2 separate regions of the Homo sapiens genome follow, and region 1 is linked to region 2. The links are chromatin loops, found by intact Hi-C in ENCODE. Cell type or tissue: heart right ventricle. All regions are shown on one strand. Each heading gives the region's core, and the rest is flanking DNA. Links, peaks and the distances in the headings are about the cores only. Region 1 overlaps MAD1L1 (mitotic arrest deficient 1 like 1). Region 2 overlaps MAD1L1 (mitotic arrest deficient 1 like 1).

Region 1 (8,323 bases), core at 48-8,047, 74 kb after region 2:
AGATCCATCCAGGTTGTTTGTGTATAAAAGTCAGTTCCTTTTTCACTTAGGTAGCTTTCTCATAAATTTTGAGGTCAGGAGCTATGAGTCTCCCTGGTGGTGGTTCTTTTTCAGGGGGTTTGACTCCGCTGACGGGTAAACAGTGGGCAGTCTTCTTCTCCCTGACACAGATGGCTTTACATTTACTTAGGTTTTCTTCCATTTCTTTTAGCAATGTTTGGCAGTTTTTAGGGTACAAATCTTATGCCTCCTTGGGTAAATGTATTGCAGAGTGTTTTGTTCTTTTTGATGCTGTTATGAATGGAATTGTTTTCTTGATTTCCTTGTCAGATTGCTTGTTCCTAATACAGGGAAATACAACTGATCTTTTGTGTGTTGACTTTGTATTTTGCAACTTTGCTGATTTTGTTTATTGACTAGAACAGGTTATTTGCAGCTTCTTTAGGGTTTTCTGTAGCCTGGCATCTGCAAAGAGAGAGAAGTAGTTTCACTTTTTCTTTTCCAATTTGGATACAATTTATTTCTTTTTCTTGACTAATTGTTCTGGCTATGTTGAATAGAAGCAGCAAAAGCAGACATTCTTGTCTTGTTCCTGATTTAGGGGAAAAGCTTTTAGCCTTTCACCATTGAGATTGACATAAGCTATAGGTTTTTTGTTTTATTTATTTATTTATTATTTTTGAGGTGGAGTTTCGCTCTGTCACCCAGGCTGGAGTGTAGTGGCACCATCTTGGCTCACTGCAACCTCTGCCTCCCGGGTTCAAGTGAATCCTGCCTCAGCCTCCCGAGTAGCTGTGATTACAATCATGTGCCACCATGCCTGGCTAATTTTTGTATTTTTAATACAGATGGGGTTTCATCACGTTGGCCAGGCTGGTCTTAAACTGCTGACCTCAGGTGATCCACTCACCTCGGCCTCCCAAAGTGCTGGGATTACAGGCGGGAGCCACCACACCTGGCCAACAGTCGATTTTTTGAAAAGATGGAATTGCCACACTGTTTACCAGATTCAATAGGCAAGTTGCGGAAATTGGACGGAGAGTTCTCATACCCTCTTCACCCGGTTTCTCTCGCTGTTGACATCTCACGCTGCCATGGTGCTCGTCACCGGCGTGTGACTCTGGGCCTGTCTCCAGCCCTTGTTTGGATCCACCAGGCTTTCCTGCATGTTGCAGCCAGGGCACCGTGTTGATTTTAGTCGTCACATCTCTTCTGCCGCTGGTCGGTGACAGTTTTGTCTTTCCTCGCTTCTCCTGACCTCAGTATGTTTAGGAGTCCCTAGAACGCCCCCGAAGCGAGCTTGTGTGATGTGTTTCATTGTTAACCTGAGATGGTGGTTTTTGGAAGGAAGATCACAGACGACAAGTCCTTTCTCACCACGTCCCATCAGGGAGCCCCTGACATCCACGCAACAGCAGGTGGACCTGACCGCTGGACTGAGGCGTTGACAGCGGACCTGACTGCCGGACTGAGGCGTGGACAGTGGACCTGACCGCTGGACTGAGGCGTTGATGGTGGACATGACCGCTGGCATTGACGGTGGACCTGACCGCCGGACTGAGGCATGGACAGTGGACCTGACCGCTGGACTGAGGCATTGATGGTGGACATGACTGCTGGCGTTGACGGTGGACCTGATCGCCGGACTGAGGCATGGACAGTGGACCTGACCGCTGGACTGAGGCATTGACAGTGGACCTGACCACTGGACTGAGGTGTGGACGGTTGACCTGACCACCAGACTGAGGCGTTGACAGTGGACCTGACCGCTGGACTGAGGCGTTGATGTGGACAAGACCGCTGGTGTTGACGGTGGACCTGACCGCCGGACTGAGGCGTCGACGGTGGACCTGACCGCCGGATTGAGGCGTGCTCTGCCGGGTGCCTCGTCCGCGAAGCTGTTTGCACTTTCTCCAGTCTCTTCCTTGGAAGCGAATCCCTCAGGGCACAGGCGACGCTCCCCCTCTGGAGGGATGAGTTCTACATGTATGATGTGGAGTTCTGTGAGGGAGGTGTCTCCTCTTCCCCATTTATTCACTTCTTCATTTATTACCAGCAGTGTGGACTGGAGGGAGTTTGCCACGTGCTCTGTGTTCTGATCTGGTGCACGCACCAGGACTTGTTTATTACCAGCAGTGTGGACTGGAGGGAGTTTCCCGCGTGCTCTGTGTTCTGATCTGGTGCACGCACCGGAACTTGTTTATTGCCAGCAGTGTGGACTGGAGGGTGTTTGCCGTGTGCTCTGTGTTCTGATCCGGTGCATGCAGCGGGACTTGTTTCGCTGCGTGATCTCCCCGCGGCCGGCCGCGCCCTGCTGTGCCCCGTCATTGGGTTTTCTGAGCCCTTCCTCACTCTCTGGCACCACAGGGTGCTCCAGACTCACCTCGTGTCCTCTGCCCCAGCTTTCCAATCATCCGTTCCTCCAGGGAGCCCGGAGCCTTCTCTTGGCAGCACAGTCCTGAGCAGCCCAGGTCAGGGTCTGGGTATGCCTGTGGCTCCTGGGACGGCACTGCTTCTACACCCTCCCGCCAGCTGCCTTTACCGTAGTGTTTGCGTGCTGTAAATATTTCTGTCCTTTTACTTGCAGCGTACCTGTACCCGTTCTTTGAGTTTCTGTATACATGATGTCATCGGGTCAGTTTCTAAACCATCATGGCAATCTCTGTCTTTTCATTGCTACCATTTTATTATTTGTTTGTGTGTCTCCTCCATTTTTGTTTTTCCTTTTCATGCTTCCTGCTTTCTGTTGAGTTACTTGAATGGTTTTTAGTATTTCATTTTAATTTAGCAGATGGGCATCTGACTATTTCTCAGTCTGATGTTTTGAGTGTTTGCTCTGGGAATTAGAGTACTTATCACTGCCTACTGAGAATCAGCCTCATCCCACTTGAAGTCACACCTGGAAGCCCCTCCCGGCAGGTCCCTTGCCCTCTCCCTTCCTGCTGTCCCTCTACCTACATGGAAATGCCACAGGTTTTGTTTTCAGTCATACAGTGTTTTGAAAAGGGCAGTAAGAGACCCGGGTATTATCTGTAAGCCCAGATAGCTGCCATCTGTTCCTCCTTCATTGTCGATGCTCCAGGTATCCTTCATGTCCTCTTTCCTTCTGAAGGATTTCCGGCAGCCTCTCCTGGAGAGCAGGTGGCTACGATTCCTCACGGTTTCCCTCGGGTGGGTCCGTCTTTATTCCTCTCGTGTTCCTGAAGGAGCTCTGCCCTGCGCACGCAGCGCGGCCCGCGGCCCTCGCCTCCCAGCACGCCACGATTGCGGCGTTCCTCCTCCTCACCGCGGTTCCTGCCTGGGGAGAGATTTGCAGACGCTCGAATCGCTGTTCCCTTTGAGGTCACACAGTTTTTTTCTGTTTTCACCATTTTTTTTGCCTTCAGTTTTCAGCAGTTTCGTTTGGATGTGTCTGGGTGTGGATTTCTTTGGGTTTATTCTGTTTGGAGTTTGCTCAGCTTCTTGAATCTCTAGGGATTTTTTTTGTTTTTTTTTTTTTTTTGCCAAGTTTGGGATATTTCAGCCATTTATTTCCTTAAATACTTTTTCAGCAATTCACTTTTCTGTGAATTTGCTGAGACCTTTGGGTTTCCGTGTGCTGTGAGAGCGTGCACACTCGTCTGCATGGGCCGTCTTGTGGCCCCTCTCCGCCGCACTTCCCAGATAACCCAGCCCCATCTCCTCAGCCCCAGCAGCTGGAACTGCCTCTCTCCAGGCTGACTTGAAATCTCTGTGGTTCTTCATGTGCCGAGTAATTTGGGGTTATGTCCTGAGCATTGTGAGAAGAGGTTTTGTGTTTAAGTCCTGTGAGAAATGAGAGTGTTTTAGTTTAGCAGTGAGCCGACCTGGGTGGTTTCTAGCCCAGGTCCCAGCGACCTTCTGTGGGGCGCGGTTCCCATCCCAGTTCAGGTTGTGAAGCCTTGGCAGCGCTCCTGGCCTTGGCCTGGGACATTGGCAGTGCCTGTCAGCTTAGCTATCATCAGCTTCAGAGGCCAGTGTGGATGGGACCCAGGCACAGGCCAACCCAGGGACGCCCTCAGCTCTCACCGGCTTCAGATGCCAGTGTGGATGGGACCCAGGCATGGGCCGACCCAGGGATGCCCCCCAACTCTCCAGGACTACGCTTTTCAGTCCTTCCATTCTGTGATCTTCGGGTCCTTTCACGTTTCTGGGTCTCCCCTTTGTGGTCCTCCAGGGACGTGGGGCTCTCTTCGCACCGTCTGTTGCACTTTGCTGGTGTCATGGAGGTTGGGCCCACGCCCGGCCCTGCAGGAGGGAGGACAGGGAGGAAAACGCAGCTAGAGTTTGTCCTGCCCATCTGGAACGACAGCAGCTTCAGACAGAGAGCACGGCTCCTGCCTCAGGCTCCCTGCCGCCACTGCAGCCCTGTGGGCTGAGCCCGTGGTAGTGTGCGAAGAGCAGAGGCAGGGGCCACGGGGGCCGGGGAGTCCATACTCCGAGCAGGGAGGGTCCCACGCTCCTGAAGCTCAGTGGCTTTCTTTTCCGGCCCCCAGGTGAGTGCTGGAGGACTTCGCCTTGAGCTCCTGGTACAGCAGCCTCACCACTGCCTGGATGGTGGCACGAGGTTGAGGTCAGGGGATGCGAGAGAAGAGCCACGATGTTCCCTACCCACCAGTGCGGTGGGCCTTCCAGAGCCGGGCACGTGTCCAGGCATTGTAGCCCTGTCTGTGGGAGAGGAAGGGCAGGCGTGGGCACCCGTCACACTGCCATGTCTGCGCGGCTTTGTCACGTGCTCTCTTTATGACAAACAAGCCTGGAGGGGCGAGGTGCTCCGTGTCAGGACACGCAGCGAGTGTTGGGTTAAGCTGGGCCCCACCCACCCTTGTGTGACCATCTCCAGGGCTGGGGGTCCTACGTACCCCACTCGCCAGCCTCTCTGGTGGGGTTCCCACACCCGTTGTTCAAGGGAAATGGTCATCAATGCCTGCTGTGAGCCAGACACCATGATCAGGGCTGGAAACGTGGAGCTAGCCATTTGATGAAGGGGACAGAGAAGTAAAATGTGAAGTGTGGTGGTCAAGGCCCACTGGGGAGGGGCTGGCGGGCAGTGCAGGGGTCTGGGACCCGTGGGAGGCTGGCCTGGGTGAGGGGCTTCCTGGACTGGATGCTGTCTGCCCGTTGGGCCTCGGGTCTCCCTACTGTCCCCTCTCCAGGCCCCAGGAGCCTCACCTGCGGCACCCAGGCCTCCCGCCCCCATTATGCATCTTTTAGTTCAGCAAAAACAACTAATCATTTTTCTTGCAAAAGTTTCCCCCGTGTGTGATGGGTTTGTTATAAGCAAGATCCCGGCTACCCTCCACCTGCTTTCCACGCACACGCTCGGAGACAGGCACCTGCTTTGATTGGCGTCATCTTCTCGAGGAAAGATCTAGGCTGGCAGCTAATTTATGTAGCGCTCCTCGTGTTTAAAAAAGTTGCAGTAAGTCAATTTCAAGAAGCTTATGCCAGAACTGATTGCTTTGAGCCATTTGAAGGCAAACCAGAATTCTGAGCTTTTGAGCACCATCCCCCCAACTTGTTTATTCGTTTGTTCTCTTTCTCGCTCTCTGTGCGGTAGCAGTTTGTCTGAAAGGAGGGCAGCAGAAGAAAGCGCACCCCTTCGGTGCACAAATGAGCCCGCATGTGGGCTTGCTGTCTGGCGGCGAGGGTGGGTCACGCAGGTCATTCTGTTAACATGGCTGCAGCTACACGCGTGCGCTCATTCCAATTCAGCCCTTGAAAGCATTTTGCTCCCAAGCCTTCAGAATCCATAATATCATTTTAAAAGGGGCCTTTTCATCCAGCGTCTCCCTAAGTCAAGAAGCCCCTGCAGAAGGCAGCTTCTCGGAGATGGCCTTGGAGGCCCCCACCATGTCGTCACTCATCACCTTGGGCAGGTTCACTCCCCTATGAAGCCCTGGGAGGCGAGGGTCAGGAACACCCACCCTGGGCCCTCGGCCAGGCCCCTTACCAGCTCTGTGATCAGGGGCCTCTCAGATGGCTTTCTGAGCCTCAGTCTCCCCTTTACTCAGGCACCAGGACTTCCCTGCTAGATTGATGTGAAGACTGAGGGGGTTGTTTGTAAAGCCACAGCACTTGCGGGGCTCCCAAAACCTCTCCAGGAGGCATCAGCTGGTGCCGGAGGTGTGTGCTAGGTCTCACACTGCACGGCCACCCTGCCGAGAGACGGTGACACTGGGCTGTGCTCAGATGTCTCCCCTGCCGGCGCTCCCTGCCTCAAGAGGAGCGAAGCATTGTTGCTGCAGAAGTACCTTCTAGGCCCATGCTCAGGATGTTGGTGTGAGTGGGAGTGCCCCAGACACCCAGGGAGGGCAGCGCACGGCGTCTGCTGGGATGACAGAGACACTTGCCCCTGGCCAGCAGCCTCGCCTCCGGAAGCATGTCCTGCAGGTGCGCCGTACAAGCAGGAAGCAGATGTCAGAGGTCATTCACTACAGTATGGTTTTTACAGCTTTCCTGAGGTATAACTGGTGTGCAGTAAGCTGCGCGATGTCAAGTGCAGTGTGGTGAATTTGCATGTACACACACATACACCCATGGAGCCGTTACCACATTCATATTCAAGACCCCCAGACATGTGCTCTTGTTTGACAGGAATCCCTCCTCCCTGCCTCCTCTCCCCACCCCAAACCCGCCGACGTGCTTTCCATCACTGTAGATTGGCGGGCGGCTGTCGAGTCTTCTGGGCATGGCGTTGGTCCTGGAGCATGTGGTCTCCCTCTTTTTGCTTCTTCCACGCAGCATGGCTGGTTGGGGGAGAGATCACTGTGCACACAGCTGTGTTGTCTTCACTGCTGAGTTGTGTTCTGTCGTATGGAGACACCAGTTTATACGTTCCCTTGCGATGGACATTTGGAGTTTTTCTGGTTTTTGGCTATTCTGAAACTGCTGGATATTATAAATAAAGTCCCATGTAGAAATCGACTTCGTTTTCTTTCAGGTAAACGCCTAGTGTGGAGTGGCTGGCGGTCACGTGTGTAACGTGTTCCGAGGTTGCCCGTCTTCCAGAGTAGTTGGTGTGCAGCTTCTCCTCACCAGCATGCAGCACAGTCTTTTTCCTTAGTCCCTCTTTTATTTTTTTAAATGTTTCTTTTACAGACAGGGTCTTGCTCTGTTGCCCAGGCTGGAGTGCAGTGGTGGGATCATAGCTGCCTGCAGCCTCTGACTCCTGGGCTCAAGTGATCCTCCCACCCCAGCCTCCTGAGTAGCTGGGACTACAGGTGTGCACCACCACACCCGGCTAGTTTTTTAAAGGTTTTCATTTAGGCTTTCTAATAGGTTGGCAGTCATGTCTCACTGTGGCCTTTTATTTTTTATTTCACAAATGACTAATGATGTTGAACATCTTTTCATTCAGCTCACTTGTCATCTGTAGATCTTCTTTGGTAAAGCACCTGTTTTTTTGTCCATTTTAAAATTTGATTATTTTTCTTACTGTTGAGTTTGGGAGAGCTCTTTATATGTTCTGGATACAAGGCCTTTATCAGATTATTTGCTTTCCAAATATTTTCTCCCAGTCTGTGTCTTGTCTTTTCGTTCTTTCATCAGGTATTTTGAAGAGAAGTTTTTTTATGATAAAGTCCAATTTTTCAATGTTTTCTGTTATATATGATCCTTTGGATATTAGTCCATTTTCATGCTGCTGATAAAGACATACCCGGACTGAGTAATTTATAAAGAAAAAGAGATTGAATGGACTCACAGTTCTACATGGCTGGGGAGGCCTCACAATCATGGCAGCAGGCAAAAGGCACATCTTACATGGTGGCAGACAAGAGAGAATGAGAGCCAAGCCAAAGGGGAAACCCCTTATAAAATCAGATCTTGTGAGACTTATTCACGACCACGAGAATGGTATGTGGGAAACCATCCCTGTGATTCATTATCTCCCACCGTGTCCTTCCCACAATAGATGAGAATGGTATGGGGGAAACCGCCCTATGATTCATTATCTCCCACCACATCACTCCCACAACACGTGAGAACGGTATGGGGGAAACCGCCCTGTGATTCATTATCTCCCACCACAGGCCTCCCACAACACACGAGAATGGTATGGGGGAAACCACCCTGTGATTCATTATCTCCCACCACGTCCCTGCCACAACACACGAGAATGGTATGGGGGAAACCGCCCTGTGATTCATTATCTCCCACCATGTCCCTCCCACAACACACGAGAATGGTATGGGGGAAACCGCCCTGTGATTCATTATATCCCACCATGTCCCTCCCACAACACACGAGAATGGTATGGGGGAAACTGCCCTCTGATTCATTATCTCCCACCATATCCCTCCCG
Region 2 (8,323 bases), core at 216-8,215:
TGGTGCTGCCCCCACTCTCGAGAAAAAGGCTGGCACTCCGCAGGGCTGTTTGTGGTGGGAAACAGGCGCTCAGCCAGTCTGGATCCCCAGCCCCCCCAGGCCCTCCGCGTGCCTCCACTCTGCAGGGCACCCGTAGCCTCCAGAGAACAGTCATGACCCAGCGTCCTTGTAGGCACGGTACCCGGGCATCACGTTCCCAAGCCCGCCCATTCCGGCCACCTCCAGCCCACAGGATGTGCCAGGTCGTGCCGAGGGCCTCCTAAGGAGCGTGGGATTGTCAGAACAGATTGCAGCATGGATTTTTGGAGGATTAAAGTTAATTAAAGAGCTCTTCCTTGCTTTCACGTCCTTGTGTCTGCCAGCTATTTACATGCTAATGCTGCCCTGACACCGAGGATGAGGGGTGTCTGCCGCACTGCACTGCGCTGTCAGGAGGGGAACCACAGGAGAAGGAGGGGAGCGCAGTGCTATGTATTACCCTGTGCCCCTCCGATGGGACAGGGGCGTGGATGCAGACACATTCGAAAGTCAGTGGCAGGGTCGTTTTCTTGTATTTCCTGAAGTGTCTTCGTGGCTGACTTGGATGTTCTCCATTCAGGCCCCCCCTTACACTGCATAATTGAATGCATTCTGCGTGGAAATATCTTCGCATAAGCAATTTTATAAATAAAGAGATTGTGGAGAGTAGGGTCTGAAGTTTCTAAGTGCAGGGCTGTGTTTTCCAGAAGCCCATCCTTCTTGGCGAAGGTGACTTTCAGCTTCACGGGGTCGGCCTGTGGCAGCGTCCTCTGGCCCTCAGCAGCACTGCCTTGATGTGGACGTGGACGTGGATGTGGACGTGGACGTGGACGTGGACATGTGTGTGCGTGAAGGCTCCTCAGGTGTATTAGTCCGTTCTTGTGTCTCTATAAAGGAATCCCTGAGGCTGGGTCATTCTGCGGACTGTACAGGAAGCACAGCGCCGGCATCTGCTTCTGCTGAGGTACCAGGAAGCTTCTGATCATGGCAGAAGGCAAGGAGCAGGCACGTCACATGGCAAGAGCAGGAGCAAGAGAGACACTTGAGGTTCCAGAATCTTTCCAACAACACTCCTCACTCGGGATGGCTCTGGGCCATTCGTGAGGGATCCGCCCTCATAATCCAACACCTCCCACCAGGCCCCACCTCCACCTTTGGGAAACATTTTTCAACCTGAGATTTGGAGGGAGCAGACATCCAAACCATATCGCCAAGTATTTGTTGAATGAATAAATGAACGTTGATACCATCATTGGGTGTATTTTAGCTGCAGATTCTAAACGCCAGGGTTCTGGGGTGGCTGGAGTGTGAAAAGGTCGGTGGTGGCAGTTAGGAATGCCGTGTGCATGCCCTTGTGCCTGTGTGCCCATGTGTGTGTCTGTGCGTGTGTCCGTGTGCCTGTGTGTCTGTGCACATCTGCGTGTGTCTGTGTCCATGTGCGCGTGTGTGTGCATGTGCGTATGTGTGTCTGTGTACGTGTGCGCATGCGCTTGTGTGTGCACGTCTGTGTGCGTGTCTGTGTCCATGTGCGTGTGTGTGTGCATGTGTATGTGTGTACATATGTGTGTGCATGTCTGCATGTCCGTGTGCATGTGTGTCTGCGTGTGTGTGTGCACATGTGCGTGTGTGGATGTGTGTGTACATATGTGTGTACGTGCATCTGTGTGTCTGTGTGCATGTCCGTGTGCGTGTGTGTGTCTAAGTCTTTCTTGGATGGTCCCTTGCTGCTTTCCCAGGGAGCTAGTTCTCTCTGGCCTTGGCTGGGTAGGATGCAGGCTCTGCTCGCCTCTCTGGAACAGAGCAGGAGGTGCTGCGGGGAGCTGGGTGCAGCGTGGCCAGGCCAAAGCAGGCACCTGAGTGAGTTTTGTGTTCAGTATCCCTCCCCCCTGTGGGCTGCCATGGTGAGAGTTGACATTTTTGCAGCGTGGAAGTGAGACTGTCTTGTGGAGTTTTCTACTCCTCTCGGGCAAAGAGAGGGTTAGTGACCTGACACCTGATGGTATGCCTTCAAAGCTCTTCCTCATCTGGTTTCATTCAACTCATGTCAAGCGTCAGTCGTGACCCATGTCAAAGGTATATGCAGCTGGATGTAAGTTAAAGTGGAGAAAACAGATTTTATTCAGTCGCTGCTGACAGCAGGGGACAGAGCTGAGCTCCTTTCAGGTTTGTGCAGATGTGACTGGGCATTTTAAAGGGAGTGTGGGGAACAGGTGCCCAAATGGAGTCAGGGAAGTGAAAAATTACAGAAAGCAGCAAGAGGGTTGGGTAGCATGAATGTGATGAGCTGACTCTGCTACGAGCTGGCAGGTTGGGGCTGGCAGGGATGGGCTCCTGCTCCCCTTCCCCAGCCCCAGACTAGGAGACAGGCCTGTTTTCCTGATGATTACGTTCCAAAGGGTTGGCTCTCGGTCCTTGAGAAGGACATCCCAGAGCTGTAGGAGGTGCGGGCATGTGTGTCTCCAAGGGACTGAGGAAGGATTCACAGTTGTCAGCTCGGATTTTCTGAAGTAACTGTGCTAGGAAGGGGAGGCAGGGCAGGGGCCTGTTGTCAGGTGTGGTAGAACCAAGGGCAAATCCTCCTGACAGCCTTGAGCTTTTTCCGACAGGAACTCTGGGGGTGCTGTAGCTCAGGCTTCAGGAAGTCCTGCTGTGGTGGGCGGTGTCTCAGTGCAGGGGGTAGGATGGAGCCCTTGTGTGCTGAGAGCTCTTCTGTGGTTCTCAGCAGCCAACAGTGAGAGACACACGTGATTGTGAAGCCAGGCTTCTCAGGGCAGCCCCTATGACGGCACACATCACGTAGAAGGTTTAAATCAGCATTGGCTGAATGAGCGATTCCAAAGAGCAGCCAACACCTCTGTTTGCAGGAAGATGGAGTTGACGCATTTTCTTTGATCCTTCTGTTAAGTATAATGAAGAGTCCTGGACATTATCTATGGAATGAGCATAGTGAGCCTCTGCGGGATGGAGGCCAGGGGCCTTGGGCCTCGGAACAGCCTGGCGGGGAGCTGCCCAGGTTTCCTCGTCTGCCTCTTTCATCCCAGACTTGGAGCTAAGGAAGCACATCCCCAAAATGCCGACGCTCCCCAGCAAAGGACTAGGTAAATAGCAGCTGGGAAGACAGAAAATGTAGTTAATGCCTAGCAATAATGGAAAGAAAAACTTAATGGATATAAGGTCAGCAGCAGAATGGAGGCGACAGGAGCGCGTTCGTGAACTCAGAGATGGACCGATAGGAACTGCCCATCTGCCCATTCTGAACAGCAGAGAGAATACGATGGAATAAAATGAGCAAAGTTCCCGACACCGATGAGACCTGGGAATACGATGGAATAAAAGGAACAAAGTCCCCGGTGCCGGTGGGGCCACAACACAAGATCCAGCATTCCAGTTGTGGGGATCTGGGAGGGTCCGGAGGAGCTGAGATGGAGCCGCAGAGGCAGCAGGCAGCGTCTTCAAAACTAATCCAGTGTCTTTGCTGTTCTGTGGGTCTACTCAGGTTGTCTGTGTTTCTCTTGAGTCAGTTTTGGTAGCTTTTGTCTTTTCAGGAGTTTGTTCATTTCACCTCCGTTATTAATTTTCGGCATGCAGCTGTTCGTAGTATTCCTTTACAGCCTTTATCTCTGGAAGGTCAGCTAGTGTCTCTTTCACTCCCAACTGCAGTGATCTGCACCCTCTTTCTTGTTTCCTTGGTTGGCCCAGCTAAAAGTTTCTGTCAATTCTGTTGCTATTCTCACAGAACCAACTTTAGGCTTGACCGATTTCTTTTATTGTTTTTGTGTTCTTTATTTCACTTATTTTTGCTCTAATATTTATTATTTCGTTCCTTCTGCTTGGGTCAACTGAAGTTGGACTCCATCAAGATTAAAATTTTTGCCCCGTGAAAGTTCCTGTGAAGAGATGAAAAGACAAGGTAGAGATAAAGAGGAACTATTTGCAAGCTTCATATCTGACAAAGACGATTTGTTATCTGTAATAGATGAGAAAACTCTCAAAACTCAGTAATAGAAAAACAAAACAGACACACCTAATTAGCAAACAAGCAAAAGATATAGACAGACCTTTTTACCAAATAACATATACAGATGACAGTTAAGCCCGTGGAAAGATGTTCAACATCATTAGTCATGAGGGAAATGCAAGTTAAAACCACAGTGAGGTGTCACTGCACACCTGTCAAAGTTCAGAAACGGACACCATCAGATGCCAGTCAGTGTGTAGAGAAACTCCATCTCTGGTGCCTTGCTGATGGGAGAGTGACAGGGTGCAGCCACCCTGGAACCAGCTCGAGGGTTTCTTAAAAACTGCACTGCAGCTCCCATATGACCAGCAGTCGCATTCCTGGGTGTCGATTCCAGTGAAATAAAACCGAGGTTCGGACAAAACCCGACAGAGGACTCTTCCTAGCAGCTTTTGCATAATGGCCAAAAACTGGAAAGAATTCTGATGTCCTTCGGTGGTGATGGTTAAACAACGGTAGTGCCTCCGTCACACAGAGTAATACTCAGGACTAAGAAGGAATTCACTGTGGATAAACATACTTGAATAGATCTCCAGGGAGTTTAGCGGAGCGAAGAGCCCAGTCCCTGAAGGTCGTGTGCTGCATGATCCCATTTGCATGACGTTATTAAAAGGCTGAAGTGATAGACAGCCTGTGGATGGCTGCCGTGAGTTACGGAGACGCACAGGAGGAATCGTGGCTGTGAACGGACAACCCGAGGGGTTTTTGTGGTGATGAAATGTGCTGTATCTTGACTGTATCATTGTCGGCATACGGGTTGTGATACTGTGCTGTAGTTGTGCCAGATGTTGCTATTGGGAGGAACTGGATGAATGCTACTTGTGATCTCTGTATTATTTTTTATAGCTCCAAGTGAATCTGTAATTGGATCAAAATAAAAAGCTTAGATCAGGCACAGTAGCTGATGCATGGAATCCCAGCACTTTGAGAGGTCGAGGTGGGCGGATCACTTGAGGTCAGCAGGAGTTCGAGACCATCCTGGCCAGCATGGTGAAACCCTGTCTCTACTAAAAATACAAAAAATTAGTGAGGCGTGGTGGCACACACTTGTAATCCCGGCTACTTGGGAGGCTGAGGCAGGAGAATTGCTTGAACCCAGAAGGCGGAGGTTGCAGTGAGCCAAGATTGTGCCACCGTGCTCCAGCCTGGGTGACAGAATGAGTGAGACTGTGTCTCAAAAAAAAAAAAAAAAAAAAAAAAAAAAGTCATCAGCTTCATTATCTCCTAACAGCATCAGCTTGTCCTCTGAAACTTTGAAGGCAGGGATCGACTTCTCCTCTGTAACTGTAAAAGCCCTAGACGGCATCTTCCAGCAGAAGGCTGTTTTATGTGCACTGCAAATCTGGTGTTTAGTGTGGCCACCTTCATTGGTGCTCTTAGCTGGATCTTCTGGAGAACTTGCTGCAGCTTCTCCGTCAGCACTTGCGGCTTCACCTTGTACTTTTATGTGATGGGGACTGCCTCTTAATGTAAACCTCATGAACCCACCTCTGCTAGCTTCAGACTTGAATTCTGCAGCTTTCCCACCTCTCTCAGCCTCGTGGAACTTGCTCTGACTTAAGGGAATGTTGGGGCTGGTTTGATCTATCCAGACCACTCAGACTTCTCCGTATCAGCAATAAGACAGTTTCACTTTCTTATCGTTGGTGTGTTCAGTGGAGCAGCACTTTTAATTTCCTCCAAGAACTTTCCCTTTGCATTCACAACTTGGCGAGCTGTTTGGCACGAGAGGCCTGGCTTTCGGCTTATCTTTGCTTTTGGCACGCCTTCCTCACTAAGCTTAATCCTTTCTAGCTTTTGGTTTAAAGGAGAGACATGCGACTCTTCCTTTCTCTTGAATGCTTAGAGGCTGTTGTAGGGTTATTAATTGGCCTGATTTTAATACTGTTGTGTCGCCCAGGGAATAGAGAGGCCCAAGGAGAGGGAGGGAGGGAGATGGCTGGTCAGTGAAGCAGCCAGACACAAGCAGCGTTGGTCGGTGAAGCTTTTGCCGTCTGAGGAGCATAGTGTGTGGCGTCCCAGAATCAATGACAGCAGTAAGATCGGAGACCGCCGATCACAGACCACAACAGACATAACAGTGATGCAATGTCGGAAGTACAGTCAGGACGTGGCGCCCCAGAATCAATGACAGTAGTAAGATCAGAGACCACCCATTACAGACCACAACAGATATAATAGTGATACAATGTCTGAAACGCCATGAGGATTACCAGATGTGACAGAGCCGTGTAGGGAGCACATGCTGTTGGGAACATGGTGCCTCGCCGAAGGCAGGACGGCCACAAGCCTTCCATTTGTAAGAAGCACAGTATCTGTGTAGTCCAGGAGAGCAAGGCGTGCCTGGGTCCATGCTGGCTCCTTATTGTGGCCAGCACACTGTGCTCGTGTAAGATGTTAACAGTGGGGCACCTGGGTGTGGAATATGTGAAAAGTCTCTACCATCTTCTCCATTCTTCTAAATCTAAACCCGTTCTAAAAAAAAAAAAAAAAAAGAAGAGTCTATTAAGAAGACAAAGAAGGAGCCGAAATTTCCACGTGGCAGAAGGCACTGGAACCGGTGAGATCTGATGTGTACCTGGGCCTGATCCACGTTTGCTGCATGGCTGGACACCTTCGTGGGCGCGTGGAAGCTCATGCTGTGGGGGGAGCTGTGGGAGGAGCATGCGGCAGGTGGAGGTCTTCTGCGCGTGGGTGGGCACGCGGAAGCTCGTGCTGTGGGGGGAGCTGTGGGAGGAGTGCTGGAGGAGCCCTGGGAGGAGTGTTCAGGAGGCGGAGCGTGCCTCGTGCGCGTTGGTGGGTATGAGTGGCGTTGGTGGGATCTAGCTGACCACCTCCCACCTGGTTGGTCTGCATCTGTAGACAGCTTAGTTCTTAGGATTCTAGGTACCCAGTGTCATTTCCGACACCTGCTTGGGCTCCCTGTACTGCCAGGGCTGTTGAGTCTTTACAGCACCTCTGATCAGGAGCCCTGGCCTTGGGGAGGTGGGACAGGCACACGTCTGGGTTGCTGGGTTGCCTTTAGGGGTAAGCTCTTCCTTTTGTCTTCTGTTCAAAAGAGGGCCCACAGTGGATTCAGGCCTCTGATTTACCACTGCCTGGAGCTTGGGGAATGCTCTCCAGTGACAACCTGGGCTTCCGTGGGATTTAATTTTGATATATTGGCCTTTGTGTGTAGGAAGAGTCCAAACTCACGACCGGATGGATTGTCCTCCTCAGACTAGACACTTCATCCAGAGAGGACTCTGAGCCAACCCTAAGGGATTCAGGCTGGAGCTCTGGTTCCCCGCACGGAGGTGGCGCAGGAATGCATCGTCCTCCCCTGTCCTGACTTGTCAGCGCTCCTGCGCTCATGCCTGGGAGCCTGGACCCCAGCTCTGTCCCGACTTGTCAGTGCTCCCGCGCTCATGCCTGGGAGCCTGGACCCCAGCTCTGTCCCGACTTGTCAGTGCTCCCGCGCTCATGCCTGGGAGCCTGGACCCCAGCTCTGTCCCGACTTGTCAGTGCTCCCGCGCTCATGCCTGGGAGCCTGGACCCCAGCTCTGTCCCCACTTGTCAGTGCTCCCGCGCTCATGCCTGGGAGCCTGGACCCCAGCTCTGTCCCAACTTGTCAGTGCTCCCGCGCTCATGCCTGGGAGCCTGGACCCCAGCTCTGTCCCGACTTGTCAGTGCTCCCGCGCTCATGCCTGGGAGCCTGGACCCCAGCTCTGTCCCGACTTGTCAGTGCTCCCGCGCTCATGCCTGGGAGCCTGGACCCCAGCTCTGTCCCGACTTGTCAGTGCTCCCGCGCTCATGCCTGGGAGCCTGGACCCCAGCTCTGTCCCGACTTGTCAGTGCTCCCGCGCTCATGCCTGGGAGCCTGGACCCCAGCTCTGTCCCGACTTGTCAGTGCTCCCGCGCTCATGCCTGGGAGCCTGGACCCCAGCTCTGTCCCGACTTGTCAGTGCTCCCGCGCTCATGCCTGGGAGCCTGGACCCCAGCTCTGTCCCGACTTGTCAGTGCTCCCGCGCTCATGCCTGGGAGCCTGGACCCCAGCTCTGTCCCCACTTGTCAGTGCTCCCGCGCTCATGCCTGGGAGCCTGGACCCCAGCTCTGTCCCGACTTGTCAGTGCTCCCGCGCTCATGCCTGGGAGCCTGGACCCCAGCTCTGTCCCGACTTGTCAGTGCTCCCGCGCTCATGCCTGGGAGCCTGGACCCCAGCTCTGTCCCGACTTGTCAGTGCTCCCGCGCTCATGCCTGGGAGCCTGGACCCCAGCTCTGTCCCGACTTGTCAGTGCTCCCGCGCTC

The links. Hi-C counts contacts between places; a loop is a spot of excess contacts. Peaks named below come from ENCODE experiments on the same cell type or tissue, not always from the same donor. Only the 100,000 strongest peaks of a DNase experiment are listed, where the experiment ranks them.
Region 1: a loop joins it to region 2, with 7 times the contacts of the local background. A loop is called at or near these places in 2 of 110 quality-filtered maps.

Annotation. Positions count from the first base shown.
Region 1 is chr7:1,961,740-1,970,062 of GRCh38, reverse strand. All of the region lies in intron 15 of MAD1L1 (mitotic arrest deficient 1 like 1), which reads left to right. Among named protein-coding and RNA genes, the nearest start is that of MIR4655, 120 kb to the right of the region's middle. RefSeq lists an enhancer at 7,563-8,323. In heart right ventricle, for the core only: no CTCF peak of the experiment used is centred there; DNase peaks (open chromatin) are centred at 1,169 and 3,982.
Region 2 is chr7:2,035,416-2,043,738 of GRCh38, reverse strand. The region is part of intron 12 of MAD1L1 (mitotic arrest deficient 1 like 1); the gene reads left to right. Among named protein-coding and RNA genes, the nearest start is that of SNORA114, 49 kb to the left of the region's middle. In heart right ventricle, for the core only: no CTCF peak of the experiment used is centred there; no DNase peak of the experiment used is centred there; H3K4me3 peaks cover 1,395 bases; H3K27ac peaks cover 696 bases.